Linked DNA regions of Homo sapiens: region 2 is linked to region 1. Evidence: chromatin loops called from intact Hi-C (ENCODE). Cell type or tissue: OCI-LY7. All regions are shown on one strand. Each heading gives the region's core, and the rest is flanking DNA. Links, peaks and the distances in the headings are about the cores only. Region 1 holds the start of LOC105373239 (a long non-coding RNA gene). Region 2 has its middle 81 kb from the start of ZC4H2.

Evidence for each region. A loop is a pair of places that touch in the nucleus more often than their neighbours do. Peaks named below come from ENCODE experiments on the same cell type or tissue, not always from the same donor. Only the 100,000 strongest peaks of a DNase experiment are listed, where the experiment ranks them.
Region 2: it touches region 1 in a loop (2.9-fold over the local background); 2 of 110 quality-filtered maps call a loop at or near these places.

Annotation. Positions count from the first base shown.
Region 1 is chrX:64,838,725-64,847,041 of GRCh38, reverse strand. LOC105373239 (a long non-coding RNA gene) reads right to left here and starts at 4,282. Exons shown (of 4, transcript XR_938417.1): 1 at 4,208-4,282; 2 at 3,894-3,988; 3 at 1,985-2,863. In OCI-LY7, for the core only: no CTCF peak of the experiment used is centred there; DNase peaks (open chromatin) are centred at 1,951 and 4,471; H3K4me3 peaks cover 3,190 bases; H3K27ac peaks cover 4,667 bases.
Region 2 is chrX:64,891,007-64,899,323 of GRCh38, reverse strand. No RefSeq gene overlaps it. Among named protein-coding and RNA genes, the nearest start is that of ZC4H2, 81 kb to the left of the region's middle. In OCI-LY7, for the core only: a CTCF peak has its summit at 4,480 (motif pointing left); DNase peaks (open chromatin) are centred at 4,423 and 4,693.

The DNA.
Region 1 (8,317 bases), core at 1,610-6,609:
ATGTGGTAGGCATATTTGGAGTCTGTATAAATGTTGACTCATTTGCCTTTGGAAGGTTTAGGGCCCTGGTGAGAGCTATGAGTTCTGTTTTTTGAGAGGAGGTTCTTCGGTGTAGGTGCTTGGCTTCAATTACTCAGTCAAAGGAAACAACTGCATATCCAGCAATTTTGAGGGAGTTGGTGGGTCCAGAAGAGGAGCCATTTATTAATAGTTGGTCATTGGGGATGGTGAAAGGCTCAGAGGAAAAGTTTGGGAAATGTGGCTGTAGGTGGTCCAAGATATCAGTGCAAGAATGAGTAGGAGGGGAAGAAGATACAGGGAATAAGGATGCTGGGTTGAGGGTAGTATTTTTGGCAAGACTGAATTTGGGATTTTCAATAAAAAGGGCATGAAGTGACTGATTTTGGGGAGGAGAGAGGGAGCTGAAAGCCCAGGAGAAGAGATCCTGTAAATTGTGAGGGCTGTGGATGGTGGTGCTTTGGCTTGATGTTAGTTTTTTCTTTCCAGAGCTAAAACAGCCACGGCTGCTAATGCTCTAAGACAGGTTGGACACCCTTTGACAGTGTTGTCTAATTGTTTAGAGAGTAGGCTACAGGGGCAAAGGAAGGAGGATCCCCTTTCTGTTGTCATAAGACACCAAGGGCTGTCCCTTGGCTTTCAGCAGTGTAGAGAATGAAGGGTTGGGAGACATTGGGTAAGGACAGGGCAGGTTCAGTGACAAGAGCAGTTTGGAATTTTTGGAGACTGGGAAGTATGTTATGTGTGGGGCTTAGAGGTTCATTGAGAGAGCCAGGAGGGCAAAGTTCCTAAAGAAACCTGCCAGTCCTAAGAAAGAGATAATTTCATTTTTTGAGGAAGGCGGAGGCAAGCTGTTTATTAAGGCTGCCTGTGCTGGGGTCATGGCTTGGGCCCTGGGGGAGAGTTGGACTCCTAAGTATATTACTGTTGGGTGGACAGTTGGGCTTTGGAGGGGGAGACCCTATATCCTTTTCTAGCAAGAAACTTTAGAAGGGTAATTGTGTGAGTTTGAGAGTCTTTTAGGGAGGGGCTGCAGAGAAGAAGATCATCTACGCATTGAAGGAGACAGCTGGGGGAAAGGTCTAAGGAGGTGAGGTCTTGGGCTAGAGCTTGTCCAAATAAGTGAGGGCTGTCCCTGAAGCCTTGAGGGAGGACAGTCCATGTGAGTTGTGATTAAAAGGTGTCAGGATTAGTCCAGGCAAAGGCAAAGAGATTTTGGGAATCAGGGTGTAGGGGAATGGTAAAGAAGGCATCCTTTAAGTCAATTGCAATGTAGTGGGTGGTATTAGAGGGGATGAGAGAGAGAAGTGTATAGGGATTAGGGACTATGGGATGAATAGGGAGGACAGCCTGGTTGATGGCTTGGAGATCCTGGACAAGTCAGTACAAGCCATCTGATTCCTTAACAGGGAGGATGGGGGTTTTATATGGAGACTGAGTGGGTCTAAGGAGACCGCATGAGCAGAGTTTGTTTATAATGGGCTGCAGGCCTTTTTGGTGGGTGAGAGAGATGGGGTATTGGGGTAGGTTGTGAAATTTGGAGAGGTCTTTTAAGTGGATTTTGATGGGATCATGGTGAGCAGCTAGGGATGGGTGGTGCTGTCCCACACTACTGGGTTAACAAGAGAGGCAGGGAGTGGGTACTGGGGAGAGAGGTCAGGTGTCGGACTAGCAGAAAGGAGCAGGAGAGACTCTGGTTGAGGGAGGCAGGAAAAGGTGATAAAAGCCTTAAATTTGGCTAAGAGGCTTCAGCCTAGAATGGGGGTAGGGCAGTGAGGCATGATAAGGAAAGAATGTGAGAAAATGGTATTAAACAGGGAGCAGTACAGGGGTCTGGTGGCATGGGGATTGGAGACAAGTCCATCAACTCCCACAACTGAGACTTGAGAGGGATGAGTTGGTCCTACAAATTCAGGTAAATCTGAATAGGTGGCCCCAGTATTGATTAAAAAAGAGATCCGCTTACCTGCCTCTAGTAGAGTTACCCTGGGCTCCAATGCAGTGATGGCAGAGGGTGCTGGGGCCATGGGCCCCGTCAGTCTTCAGTGGCCAGGCCAAGGAGTTGCAGGAGTATGAGTGATTATCTACTCTTCAGCTTGATGAGGGGACAGTGGCTCGGGGGGCCAGGCTTTTCTGTTTGCGGGTTAAGAGGGCAGTCAGATTTCCAGTGGCCTGTTTCTTGGCAGACTGGGCAGGAGCTTTTCGGTACTCATGGGTTAGGACATGCCCATGCCCAGTGGCCTTCTTTGCCACTCTTAAAGCAGGAGGAAGACTGCTATCGGGTCCTTTGTGCCCTTGGGTGCTATTGCCAGGTTGGCAAATAGCCATGGCTAGTAGCTGGTATTTGGCACAATCTCATTGGGCCTTATTTATTTTTTCCTGCTCATCCCTATTATTGAAGACTTTGAAAACCAGGTTGAGAAGGTCTCGTTGTGGGGTTTGAGGGCCTTCTTTAGCTTTTAGAGTTTGTGCCAGATGTCGGGAGCTGATTGGGAGATATAATGGGTATTAAGTACTATAGTCTCTTCTCGGGAAGTAGGAATACACGGGTGTATTTTTGGAGAGCCTCTGTAAGGCGGGAGAGAAATTCAGCAGGACTTTCATCTGCCCTCTGGGAAATCTCTTTGACTTTTTCAAAATTTACAGCTTTATGGGCAGCTTTGTTAAGGCCTGCGATGAAGCAAGTAATCATATGGTTACAGGATGCCCAGCTAGGGTCTGTGGGTTGGTATTCCCAGGGGGGCTCTTCTCAGGGGACTGCCGTGGCCCCTACTGGCTTAGAAGGATCTTGCTGATAGAGGTAATTAGCGTGTGCTTGGGCCATGAGCCACACTCTCCTTTTCTTCTGGAAGGAAGGTAGAAGAGAGAATGATATAGAGATCATGCCAAATAAGTTCATAGGAATGGGTGAGACTTTTCAACTCTTTGATATAAGTATTGGGATTGGAGGAGAAGGACTTGAGACACATCAATTTGGGAAAGATCGGTAAGAGAGAAAGGAACATGGACATGGACAATTTCTTCAGCCCCTGCAACCTCCTGGAGGGGAAGTATGGGATCTGGTTGTTGGGCATGTTGGGTCTGAGAGTGGATAAGGGGTAGAGACAGGACTCAGAATCAGAAGTGGGGTGGTTAGAGAGAGGGGGTAAGAGGGTCAATGCTGGGGCAGGAGTGTATGGTGGAGGGTCACGATGTTCTGGAGGAGGAACAGGATGAGGCCAGGGAATGAAAAAGTCTGCAGGGTCAAAGAAGGAGTCGTCAGTTGGTACAGAAGGGGGGTATGCTGAGAGCAAGTCAGGTTTAGAATGGGTGAGTAGGATTTGGAAAGTGGAGCAGGATTGGCAAAGGGAAGGGCAGTTATGGAAGGTGAAGAAAGCCTGAACATAAGGAATTTCAGACCATTTCCCACTGCAATGGCAAAAATTGTCTAAGTCCCTGAATATATTGAAAACGAAAGTACTATTTTTAGGCCACTGGGAGCCATTGTCTAATTTACATTGTGGCCAAGCCACATTACAGTAGAAAATAAGCCTCTTGGGATGAAGCTCTGAATGAAGCCTGAGAGTGTTAAGGTTGTGCAAGAGGCACCCCAGAGGGGTAGTTTTAGACAGAGTAGACTGAGAGGCTCCCATAGTGAATGGAGGATGGGGCAGAGGAAGAAGAGACTGCCAGTGGCAAGGACAGTGGGAGAGAGTGTCCCCAGTCCTGCAGGCCTTGTTTAGTATACAGAAGGCAACTACTGAGTCAGGTGTCACTCAAATGGAGGAGCCATAGGCCTAGAGGCTGGAGGGAGCCCTTGGCCCAGCACTGGGTTTTTCAGGAAGACAGAGATGGTCAAGTGTCCCAGGTAAATGGCAAGAGTCTCTCTTACTCACCCCTGTGTAGACTCTAGTGATGAATGAAGTTGCCAACAATGGGAGTGTCCAATAAATCCTCCAGGTCTTTGGCAGGTTCAGGAAGGGGAGAGTGGCTGGAAAATAAGGAAGGGAACCAAGGCTCTAGCGCATCCCAATGAGTGAGCCCAGGAGGAGTGAGGGGGTGAAAGGGGGAGGGAAAAGGAGATAGAGAGTATGCTCTAGGGACACCCGGCCAGAGCCTACCCCTTCCCGGGTTTTGGCACCAAAATGTAGGGTTAGCCAAGAGAAGGAACGAGTAGACCCCAGAGTCGGGCAAGCAAGTTTTTATTAACCTGTCGGGCTGCTCCACTGTAAACAGAGGAGGCAGCCCCACTTACAGGCTGTTGTGGGGTTTTATAAGGCAAGAGGCTAGGGTGGGGTGGGGGAAACTGAGTAGGGTTGCAGGTGTTTCATCCATTTCCTGGAAATGTTTTTGTCTGCTCAGCTAGGCAAGCTTGGCTAGGCAAGGTGGGCAGATGTCTTAACCACATCCTGGAACTGTTTACCAGTTCTACTGAAAGCCTTGCAAAAGTGGCTGTAGAAAAAGGGGAAGGGGTGTTTGTAGGTGGTCACAAAGGACTGCATTGCAAAGGTCATGGACGAAGAGGAGGGGTAGCTTGGATCTCTAACAGTAAGTGGGTGGAAAAAGGCATTTTATGCAAATGGACACCAAAAGCGAGCAGAGGTAGCTATTTTTATATCAGACAAAACAAACTTTAAAGCAACAGAGGCTAAAAGAGACAAAGAGGGACATTATACAATCGTAAGAGGACTTGTCCAACTGGACAATATTACAATCCTAAACAAATATGTACCTAACACTGGAGCTCCTAAATTTATAAAACAATTACTATTGTACCTAAGAAATTAGATACATGGCAACACAATTATAATGGGGGGATTTAATACTACATCGAAAGCACTAGATAGGTCATCAAGACAGAAAGTCAACAAAGAAACAATGGATTTAAACTATACCTTGGAACAAATGCACTTAACAGATACATACAGAACACTTCATCCACAAGCACAGAATACACATTTTATTCAACAGCTCATGGAACTTTCTCCAAGATAGACCATAAAATAGGCTGTAAAATAAACCTCAATACATTTAAGAAAATTGAAATTATGTCAAGTAATCTCTCAGATCACAGTGGAATAAAAGTGTGAATCAACTTCGAAAGGAACCCTCAAAACCGTGCAAATACATGGAAATTAAATAACCTGCTCTTGAATGAGCACTGGGTCAAAAATGAAATCAAGATGGAAATTTAAAAAAATTCTTCAAACTGAATGACAATAATGGCATAACCTATCAAAACCTGTGGGATACAGCTAAGGCAGTGCTAAGACAAAAGTTCATAGCCCTAATTGCCTACATCAAAAAGTTTGAAAGAGCACAAACAGGCAATCTAAGGTCACATCCCAAGGAAACAGAGAAAAAAGAACAAACCAAACAGAAACCCAGCAGAAGAAAGGAAATAACCAAGATCAGAGAAGAACTAAAGGAAATTGAAACAAAACAAAACAAAAATTACAAAAGATAAATGAAAGAGCTGGTTCTTTGAGAAGATAAATAAGATTGATAGACTATTAGCAAAATTAACCAAGGAAATAAGAGAGAAAATCCAAATAACCTCACTGAGAAACAAAACAGGAGATACTACAAGTGACACCAGTGAAATACAAGAGCTCATTCAAGGCTACTATAAACACCTTTATTTACATAAACTAGAAAACCTAGAAGATTTGGATAAATTCCTAGAAAGATACAACCCTGCTAGCTTAAATCAGGAAAATGTAGATACCCTGAGCAGATCAATAACAAGCAGTGAGATTTAAATGCTAATTTATAAATTACCAACAAAAAATTCGAGGACCAGAAGGATTCCCAGCAAAATTTTACCAGACATTTAAAGAAGAAGGATTGGTACAAATACTTTTGACACTATTCCACAAGAAAGAGAAAGAAGGAATCCTCCCTAATTTATTCTATGAAGGCACTATCACCCTAATGCCCAAACCAGGAAAAGATACAACCAAAAAAGAAAACTACAGATCGATATCTTTGATGAACATAGACTCTAAAATCCTTAACAAAATACTAGCTAACTGAATCCAACAACGTATCAAAAAGATAATCCACCATGATCAAGTGGGTTTCATACCAGGGATGCAGGCATAGTTTAACATACACAAGTCAATCAATGTGATTCACCACATAAACAGAAATAAAAACCAAAGTCACATGATCATCCCAATAGATGCAGAAAAAGCATTTGACAAAATCCAGCATCCTTTATGATCAAAACCCTCAGCAAAATTGGCTTACTAGGGACATACCTTAATGCAATAAAAGCCATCTATGACAAACCCACAACCAACATAATACTGAATGGGGAAAAATTCAAAGCATTCCCCCCTGAGAATGGGAACAAGATAAAAATGCCCACTCTTACCACTCCTCTTCAACTTAGTACTGGAAGTCTTTTCCAGAGCAATCAGACAAGAGAAAGAGATATAGGGCATCCAAATCGGTAAAGAGGAAGTCAAACTGTTTCTGTTTGCTGACGATATGATAGTTTTACCTTGAAAACCCTAAGGACTCCTCCAGAAAGCTCTTAGAACTGATAAAAGAATTCAGCAAAGTTTCTGGATACGAGATCAGTATACACAAATCAGTGGGTCTTCTATACACCGACACTTACCAAGCAGAGAAACAAATCAAGAATTCAACCCCTTTTACAACAGCTGCAAAAAGAATTAAAATAATTAGGAATATACCTAACAAAGGAGTTGAAAGACCTCTACAAGGAAAACTACTAAACACTTCTAAAAGAAATCATAGATGACACAAACAAATGAAAACACATCCCATACTCATGGATGGGTAGAATCAATATTGTGAAAATGACCGTACTGCCAAAAGCAATCTACAAATTCAACACAATCCCCATCAAAATATCACCATCATTCCTCACAGAGTTAGAAAAAAAAATTCTAAAATTCACATGGAACCAAAAAAGAGCCCACATAGCCAAAGTGAGACTAAGCAAAAAGAACAAACCTGGAGGCATCACACTACCTGATTCCAAACTATACTATAAGGCCATAGTAACCAAAACAGCTTGGCACTGCTATAAAAATAGTCACATAACCAATGGAATGGAATAGAGAACACAGAAATAAATCCAAATACTTACAGCCAGTAGATATTCAACAAAGTAAACAAAAACATAAAGTGGGGAAAGGACACCCTTTTGAACAAATGGTGCTAGGATAATTGGCTAGCCACATGTAGGAGAATGAAACTGGATCCTCATCTCTCACCTTATACAAAAACCAACTCAAGATGGATTAAGGAATTAAACCTAAGAACTGAAATATAAAAATTCTAGATGATAACATTGGAAAAACCCTCCTTGACATTGGCTTAGCAAAGATTTCATGACCAAAAACCCAAAAGCCATTGTAATAAAAACAAAGATAAATAGCCGGGACCTAATTAAACTAAAGAGCTTTTGCATGGCAAAAGCAACAGTCAGCAGAGTAAACAGACAACCCACAGAATGAGCAAAAATCTTCATAATCTATACATGTGACAAAGAGCTAATATCCAGAGTCTACAATGAACTCAAACAAATCAGTAAGAAAAAAAACCAATCTCATCAAAAAGTGGGCTAAGGACATGAATAAAGAATTCACAAAAGAAGATATAAAAATGGCCAACAAACATATGAAAAAATGCTCAACATCACTAATAATCAGAGAAATGCAAATCAAAACCACAATGCGATACCACTGTACTCCTGTAAGAATGGCCACAATCAAAGAATTAAAAAAACTGTAGATGTTGGCATGGATGCGGCCATCAGGCAACACTTTTACACTGCTGGTGAGAATGTAAACTAGTACAGCTGCTATGGAAAAGAGTATGGAGATTCCTTAAATAGCTAAAAGTAGAACTACCATTTGATCCAGCAATCCCACCACTGAGTATCTACCCAAAGGAAAAGAAGTCATTATTCGAAAAAGATACTTGGACATGCGTGTTTATAGCAGCACAATTTACAATAGCAAAATGGTGGAACCAACCCAAATGCCCATCAATCAACCAGTGGAGAAGAAAAATCTCTGAGATATATATATATATATGTGTGTATATATATATATATGTACACATACATGTATATATATATGTACACATACATGTATATATATGTACACATACATGTATATATATGTACACATACATGTATATATACATACATGTCTATATATATACATGTATATATATGAGATATATATATGAGATCTATATGTGAGATATATGTATATCATATATATGAGATATATATATGATATATATATGATATATATATGATATATATGAGATATAT
Region 2 (8,317 bases), core at 1,660-6,659, 52 kb before region 1:
TTCAGTAAAGTTTCAGGATACAAAACCAATGTACAAAAATCAATAGCACTACTGTACAGCCCCAGTGACCAAGCTGATAAACAAATCAAGAAGTCAATCCCTTTTACAACAGTTGCAAAAAATAAAATACTTAGAAATATACCTAACCAAGGAGGTGAAAGATCTCTACAAGAAAAACTACAAAACACTGCTAAAAGAAATCATAGATGACACAGACAAATGGAAACACATCCCATGCTCATGGATGAGTAGAATCAATATTGTGAAAATGACCATACTGCCAAAAGCGATCTACAGAGTCAATGGAATTTCCATCAAAATAGCATCACTATTTGATATGGTTTGACTGTGTCCCCACCCATATCTCATCTGGAATTGTAGCTCTCATGATTCCCACATGTCACGATAGGGACTTGGCAGGAGGTAATTGAATCATGGGGATGGGTCTTTCCTGTGCTGTTCTCATGATAGCGAATAAGTCTCATGAGATCTGATGGTTTTATAAAGGGGAGTTCCCCTGCACACCCTCTCTCATGCCTACCACCATGTAAGACATATCTTTGTTCCTCATTCACCTTCTGCCATGATTTTGAGGCCTCCCCAGCCATGTGGAACTGTGAGTCAATTAAACCTCTTTCCTTTATAAATTAACCAGTCTCAGGTACGTCTTTCTTAGCAGCATGAGAACAGAAAAATGCAGTAAATTGGCACTGGGTAGTGGGATGCTGCTGTAAACATACCAGAAAATGTAGAAGCAACTTTGGAACTAGGTAACAGGCAGAGATTGAAACAGTTTCAAGGGCTCAGAAGAAGATAGGAAGATGTGGGAAAGTTTGGAACTTACTGGAGACTTGTTGAATGGCTTTGACCACAATGCTGATAGTGATATGTACAATAAAGTCCAGGATGATGTGGTTTCAGATGGAGATGAGGAACTTGTTGGGAACAGGAGTAAAGGTCACTCTTCTATGCAAGGAGGCTGGCAGCACTTTGCCCCAGCCCTAGAGATCTGTGGAACTTTGAAATAGAGAGATGATTTAGGATATCTGGCAGAACAAATTTCTAAGTGGCAGAGCATTCAAGAGGAAGCACAGCATAAAAGTTTGGGAAACTTGCAACCTGACAATGCAATAGAAGAGGAAACTTCATTTTTCTGGGGAGAAATGAAAGCCAGCTGCAGAAATTTGCATAAGTAAGGAGGAGCCAAAAGTTAATCACCAGGACAATGGGAAAAATGTCTCCAGGGCACGTCAGAGACCTTCAAAGCAACCCCTCCCATCAAAGGCCTGGAGACCTAAGAGGAAAAAATGGTTTACTGAGCCAGGACCAGGGCCTTGCTCCTTCATGTAGTCTCAGGATGCGGTGCTCTGTGTCCTAGTTGTGGCTAATAGGGACAAATGTAGAGCTCAGGCTATTGCTCAGAGGGTGCAAGCCTCAAGCCTTGGCAGCTTACATGTGGTGTTGGACCTGCAGGTGCACAAAAGTCAAAAATTGAGGTTTGGGAACCTATGCCTAGATGTCAGAGGATGTGTGGAAATGCCTGGATGTCTAGGCAGAGGTGTGATGCAGTGGCATGGCCCTCATGGAGAACCTCTGCTAGGGCAGTGCAGAAAGGAAATGTGAGGTGGGAGCCCCCACACAGGGTCCCCTCTGGGGCAGTACCAAGTGGAGCTGTGAGAAGAGGGCCACTGTCCTTCAGACCCCAGAGTGGTAGATTCACCGACAGCCTGCACCGTGTGCCTGGAAAAGTCACAGACACGCAACGCCAGCTCGTAAAAGCAGCCAGGATGGGGGGTTGTACTCTGCAATGCCACAGGGGTGTAGACGCACAAGACCATGGGAGCCCACCTCTTGCATCAGCATGCCCTGGATGCCCTGGATTCAAAGGTCATTTTGGAGCTTTAAGATTTGACTACCCCACTGAATTTCAGAGTTGCATGAGGTCTGTAGCCCCTTCATTTTGGCCAATTTCTCCCATTTGAAATGAGCGTATTTACTCAATGTCTCCATTGTATCTGGGAAGTAACTAACTTGCTTTTGATTTTACAGGCTCATAGGCAGAAGGCACCTGCCTTGTCTCAGATAAGACTTTAGACTATGCATGTTTGAGTTAATGCTGAAATGAGTTAAGACTTTGGGGGACTGTTGGGAAGGCATGATTGGTTTTGAAATGTGAGAGCGTGAGATTTGAAGTCGGGGACAGAATGATACAGTTTGGCTGTGTCCCCACCCAAATCTCATTTTGAATTGTATCTCCCATAATTCCCACATGTTTTGGGGGGACCCGGTGGTAGGTAATTGAATCATGGGGGTAGGTCTTTTCCGTGCTGTTCTTGTGATAGTAAGTCTAACAAGACCTAATGGTTTCATAAAGGGGTGTTCCCCTGCACACTCTCTCTTTTGCCTGCTGCTCAGCCATAAGAAGGAATGAAATAATGGCATTCACAGCAACCTGGATGCAGTTGGAGACCATTATTCCAAGTAACGTAACTCAGGAATGGAAAACCAAATATCTTACGTTTTCACTTATAAGTGGGAGTTAACTTATGAGGATGCAAAGGCATAAGAATGATATAATGGACTTTGGGGACTCGAGTGGAAGGGCAGGACTGGGGTGAGGGATAAAAGACTACACACTGAGTACAGTGTACACTGCTCAGGTGATGGGTGTACCAAAATCTCAGAAATCACCATTAAAGAACTTATCCATGTAACCAAAAGTCAAAATCGTGTTCCCCAAAAACTATTGAAATTAAAAAAATAGATAAACAAACTATGACACATTTATATAATAGAGTACTATTTAGCAAGAAAAGAAGCAAATTCTTGATATATTGGACAACACATGGATCTTAAAAAAAACATTATGCTGACTGAAAGAAGTCAGACACAAGGGTAAATCCTGTATGAGTCCATTTATAAGAAGTTCTAGAAGAGGCAAAATGAATTTATAGGGAAAGAAATTGAACAATGTTTCTGAAGGATGGAGGGTTAGGATTATTACAGAAGGGGAATGAGGAAAGTTTCTGGGATGGTGGTTTTGATGGAAGTTCTCAAGACCACTTCCATGTTAGAAGATTTTATAGGAGGACTCACAGGTTTCAGCATCATGATTTATTCCAGTCCATGTTCATGATTTATTACAGTTAAAGGATACAAAGCAAGAGCAGCCAAATAAAAGGGAGATGGGGTAAAGTCAGAGGAAACCAGGTATAGGCTTCCAAGAGTCATTTCTTAGTGGAATCACACAGGATGCACTTAATTCCACCAGCAATTAGCTGTGACAACACTGTAAAATATTGTCTACCAGGAAGGTCACTGGAGACTCAGTGTGCTGATTTTTTTTTAATTGAGGGCTCTGCCTAGCATGTGTCAAAATTCCACACTCCCCAAAGGAAAGCCGATGTGAAGCATAAACCATATTATTTGCATGGAGTTAGAAACAATGAGCCATCCTTACCATAGAATGGTGGGAACTGTCCTAAAATTCAACTTCCCAGATGCCAGCCAAGTGCCTACCTTGTGAACAGTTCTTTTGAAGGATAACAGTCGAGACGACTAAGTTAACTCTTTCCGGCACAGTGGTAGTTCTATATATTCATAGAGTTAGGATTACATAAGTGTATCGCTCTTTTAGAGATACACTTAAGTTCTGTATATTTAATTGTATGTAAATTTTACCTCAAAAGAAAAAATCTGTAAGCAATATTAATGCTATACATTAATATACATATCAATTTTACTAATAAGCATATTTAAAGATGGAGTGAACTGATGATGTGTGCAACTATTTTGAAATGCATCAAAATTTAGGTGGATTGATGGATGAATAGAAGGATAGATATGTGGTAAAAATAAGTCCAGCAAAATGCTAATTGTAGGATCTAGGTGGGAATATATGGCTGCTAACTATAAAATTTTCTGTATTTCATTGTAATTTAATAATATTTCATAGTACCTTCAAGATGAAATATCGGGGAAAGATAATATCTATCTGGCAATGTTACTTCGTTGCCCCAAAACCTTGGTTTACTTTCCAGCGTTCAATACACTTTATAATTTGACTTCATATAATCAGCATAGCGCTCACTTACTTCCAAGGAATTTGAAGAGCACCAGGGAGAGCATGTGAGTAATGGAGAGAGGCATAGAAAGTGCCTCTCTGCACTCCCACTTAGGGTGACCAATTGTCCCAGTTTTCCCAGGACTGTCCTGGTTTTAAAATGTAAAGTCCTACATCTTGGGAAACCCCTCAGTCCTGGGCAAACTGGGATGCTTGGTCACCTTACTGCACCTGTGTGCCCAGCTGTGCTGTGAGTCTATTATTTTTCTGTTAAGAACAGCTGTCAACTATTATTTCTAATCCATGCTCAGGGGCTGTGGACAGTTGGAGGTCTGGCCCTGACACACTCATTCTGCCATCTGGGCAGATGCTGCCTCCTGCTGGTGATAGAGTGCACCTGTTACAGAACCTCTCCCACAGGGCAGTAGCAGTTATGCCTGCTTTTTTCTCTTCCCCAACTCACAGTAGTCCTGGTCTTTGTCCTGCCTTCAATTCCATAGCGCACCATCTCTAAGGCCACTGAAACACCATCCTTGGTTTCTGGGTCCTACTCCCAACTCTGACTCCAGGCATTCTTCAGCACCCTGACCATGTACGTGTAACTACACTGCCCACCAGGAGGCATCTCGGTTCCATTCAGAAGGTGGAAGAAATAGCAGTTGATATTTAGTAACACCTGGGCAAAATGAAGAACCAGCCCAGGAGTTCCCCGAAAAAAACAAATGGCTGCTATGCGTTTCCAAGATAGAAATGTCGGCAGAGCGCGGTGGCTCACGCCTGTAATCCCAGCACTGTGAGAGGGCGAGGCGGGAGGATCACGAGGTCAGGAGATCGAGACCATCCTGGCTAACACGGTGAAACCCCGTCTCTACTAAAAATACAAAAAATTAGCCCGGCGTGGTGGCAGGCGCCTGTAGTCCCAGCTACTCGGGAGGCTGAGGCAGGAGAATGGCGTGAACCCGGGAGGTGGAGCTTGCAGTGAGCCGAGATCGCGCCACTGCACTCCAGCATGGGCGACAGAGCAAGACTCCGTCTCAAAAAACAAAACAAAACAAAAAAAACCCAAAAAATTAGCCGGGCGTGGTGGCGGGCGCCTGTAGTCCCAGCTACTGGGGAGGCTGAGGCAGGAGAATGGCGTGAACCCGGGAGGCAGAGCTTGCAGTGAGCCGAGATCACGCCACTGCACTCTAGCCTAGGCAACACAGCAAGAATCTGTCTCAAAAAAAAAAAAAGTCTTCCTTCCTTCTGCCTATGCTACTCTGGTAGGGTGTCAACTCACTTTAAAAATATGGCTTGGCCAGGCACGGTGGCTCACGTCTGTAATCCTAGCACTTTGGGAGGTCAAGGCGACTGGATCACCTGAGGTTAGGAGTTCAAAACTAGCCTGGCCAACATGGTGAAACCCTGTCTCTACTAAAAAAAAAATACAAAAATTAGCTGGGCGTGGTGGTGCACGCCTGTAGTCCCAGTTACCCTGGAGGCTGAGGCAGAAGAATCACTTCAACCCGGGAGGTGGAGGTTGCAGTGAGCCGAGATGGCACCACTGCACTCCAGCCTGGGTGACAGAGTGAGACTCCATTTCGAATATATATATATCATATATATATCTTATTATATATATTAAATATTATATATATGCTATATATATGCTATATATGATATATATATCATATATATGATATATATACTATATATGATATATATATCATATATATGATATATATATGCTATATATGATATATATGATATATATATGCTATATATGATATATATGATATATATGATATATATGATATATATGATATATATATGATATATATATGATATATATATGATATATATGCTATATATGATATATATATCATATATATGAGATATATATGATATATATGATATATATATGATATATATGATATATATGATATATATATCATATATATGATATATATATCATATATATATGATATATATATCTCCAGACAGGAGAAGAAACTAGCACAAAGTAACAAATCAGTCTATTACCGAGGCAGGGCTAGAACTGAGGTCTCCTCCTGAATTCCATGTTATTCCGAGTTTTTGACGCTACTTATGTCCTGATTCATCTAAAAAGACAGATGTCTACCTACTGGCTCCTCACTTTTCTGGGGGCATCCAGAAATGGCCCTGTCCACAACATGATCAAACAAAGCCTCTGGCCATTGTTGCTGCATTCCATGCCATGTAAGGGACTCAAATGCCAATTAACTGTGGTAGAGAGTTTGGCATAAAGGAGTTCAGCACTATAGGACAGGTCAACCCTGTTTTGGGAGAGATTCAGCACCATATGCCATCTAAGAAGCCTGATACTGAATCACTCCCAGGGACAGGACGGTCTTCACTGGCCAAAACCCATCTCTTAAGAGAAGGCATTGGTTCCTTCCGTTCCAAATAAAAGCCTGTTAAACCTTCATCTCTGTTCCATTTCAACCCCTAATACCCAGATCTGTCCACACCCAAAAGGGCTCTACCACTGAAATTTTATGATTTCATGTCTCCTCTCTGCCCAACAGAACCCTGTCACATTTTCTAGTCTTACTCTTTTCTCCCACAGTCCCTCCTTCTCACCTTCTCCTGGACCTCACAGAGGCCTCAGGCCTGGGACCCTCTCCTGGTCCATCCATTCCATCCTGACATTTTTCCACAGCTTGGACCCCCGGTCCATTGCTTCAACATTTCACTTGGCAATACCAACAGTTCTCCTTGTCCCCATCCTTCCTCTATGCTGCCCAGAGAAATCCAAGTCAAAGATCACTGCTGCTGTTGTCCTGGACAGTCAATGCTGCTGGAATCACTTTCCAGCCCCATGTTACCTGGCCCCATTTAGCATTCATGGTCCCCAAACCCATTTGGACCTCTAGCATTTCCCGGTTAGCTGCTAGTTACCTTTTCTCCTGCTCCCTCAGTGAAGAGGACTGAGGGTTGTCACTTTGAGGCCATGTGGTGCTTAGAATCACATGTGGTAAGGCAGCATAGGAGGTATAGGTGAAGAACAGTTTGCATTTATGCTGATCTGAGTTTGAAACTTGGATCTTCCACATATTGGTTGTGTGACAATGGGCAAGTCAATAATCTTTTAAACCTCATTTCCTTCTGTAAGCTATAAAAGGTAGTGTTGTAAGAAATCCATCTAAGTTCTTAGAAAAAATGTTTGGCAGGCATTCAATAAATGGTGGCTGTTATTCCATAGTGCCCTGGGCAGCACTCTGATTGGCAATACATACTAATTTCAAGTCTGATTTCTTGGTGGGCAAAAGCTGCTGACTGAGTTACTGCCCTGATTGGGGATTGGCTCAGGAACTTGGGTGGGCTTGGGCCTGTATGTGGGCACATGAGGGGCATAGGAAATACATGAGTGGAAAATCAAACCGCAAAATGTCTGGGGTCAGACAGATCTGACATCCTTGTGACTTGGGTTAAGCGAATTTATCTCTTTGAGCCTCTCTGTTGCTCGTATGTAAAATGAGGATAATAGTCTTTATTTATCACACTTCCCAGGGTTTCAGGGAGGCTTGAATGGCTTAGTGGATGGTAAAGTGCTTTTGTAAACTATAATGAACTCTATTTATATTAGTTATATGTGTGTATATGGGTGTGTGTGTATGTGTGCACACGGGTGTGTGTGTATGTGTGCACGCCCGTGTGTGTGTGTCTTTTCTCATAAGAGCTATGATCCTGGACTCTGAACCAGAGGGTGCAGGAGACAGTGTTGGGGTAACCATTCCAGGATGTCATTCTTTTCTGCTTCCTTTTTCCACTTTTCAGAAGTCTTTTGATGACATTGTGCCTACTCAGATAACCCAGGGTAATCTCCTTAATACCAGCTGATTAGGAAACTTAATTCTGTCTACAACCTTAATTTCTCTTTGTCATGTAACCTGACATATTCAAAGCTTTCAGAGATTAGAATGTGGGAATCTTTGCAGAGAGGGTAATTACTCTGCCCACCACTAGTAATTTACAGGTTAAAAGAGAGTTAACATACAAATCAACTAAATGTTATCTCTGGATTTTGGATTGGATCCCAATTCAAACAAACCAACTGTAAATATAAGAAAATCAGAGAAATTTGAATACTAAGTGGATATTTGATGATATTAAGAAATTACTGTTAACTTCTTAATCTGTGATAATATTGTGGTAATGTTGGGGAAAAAAGAATCCTTGTCTTTTACAAATATGTACTGAAATATTTGGGGATGAAATGAGATGATGTTT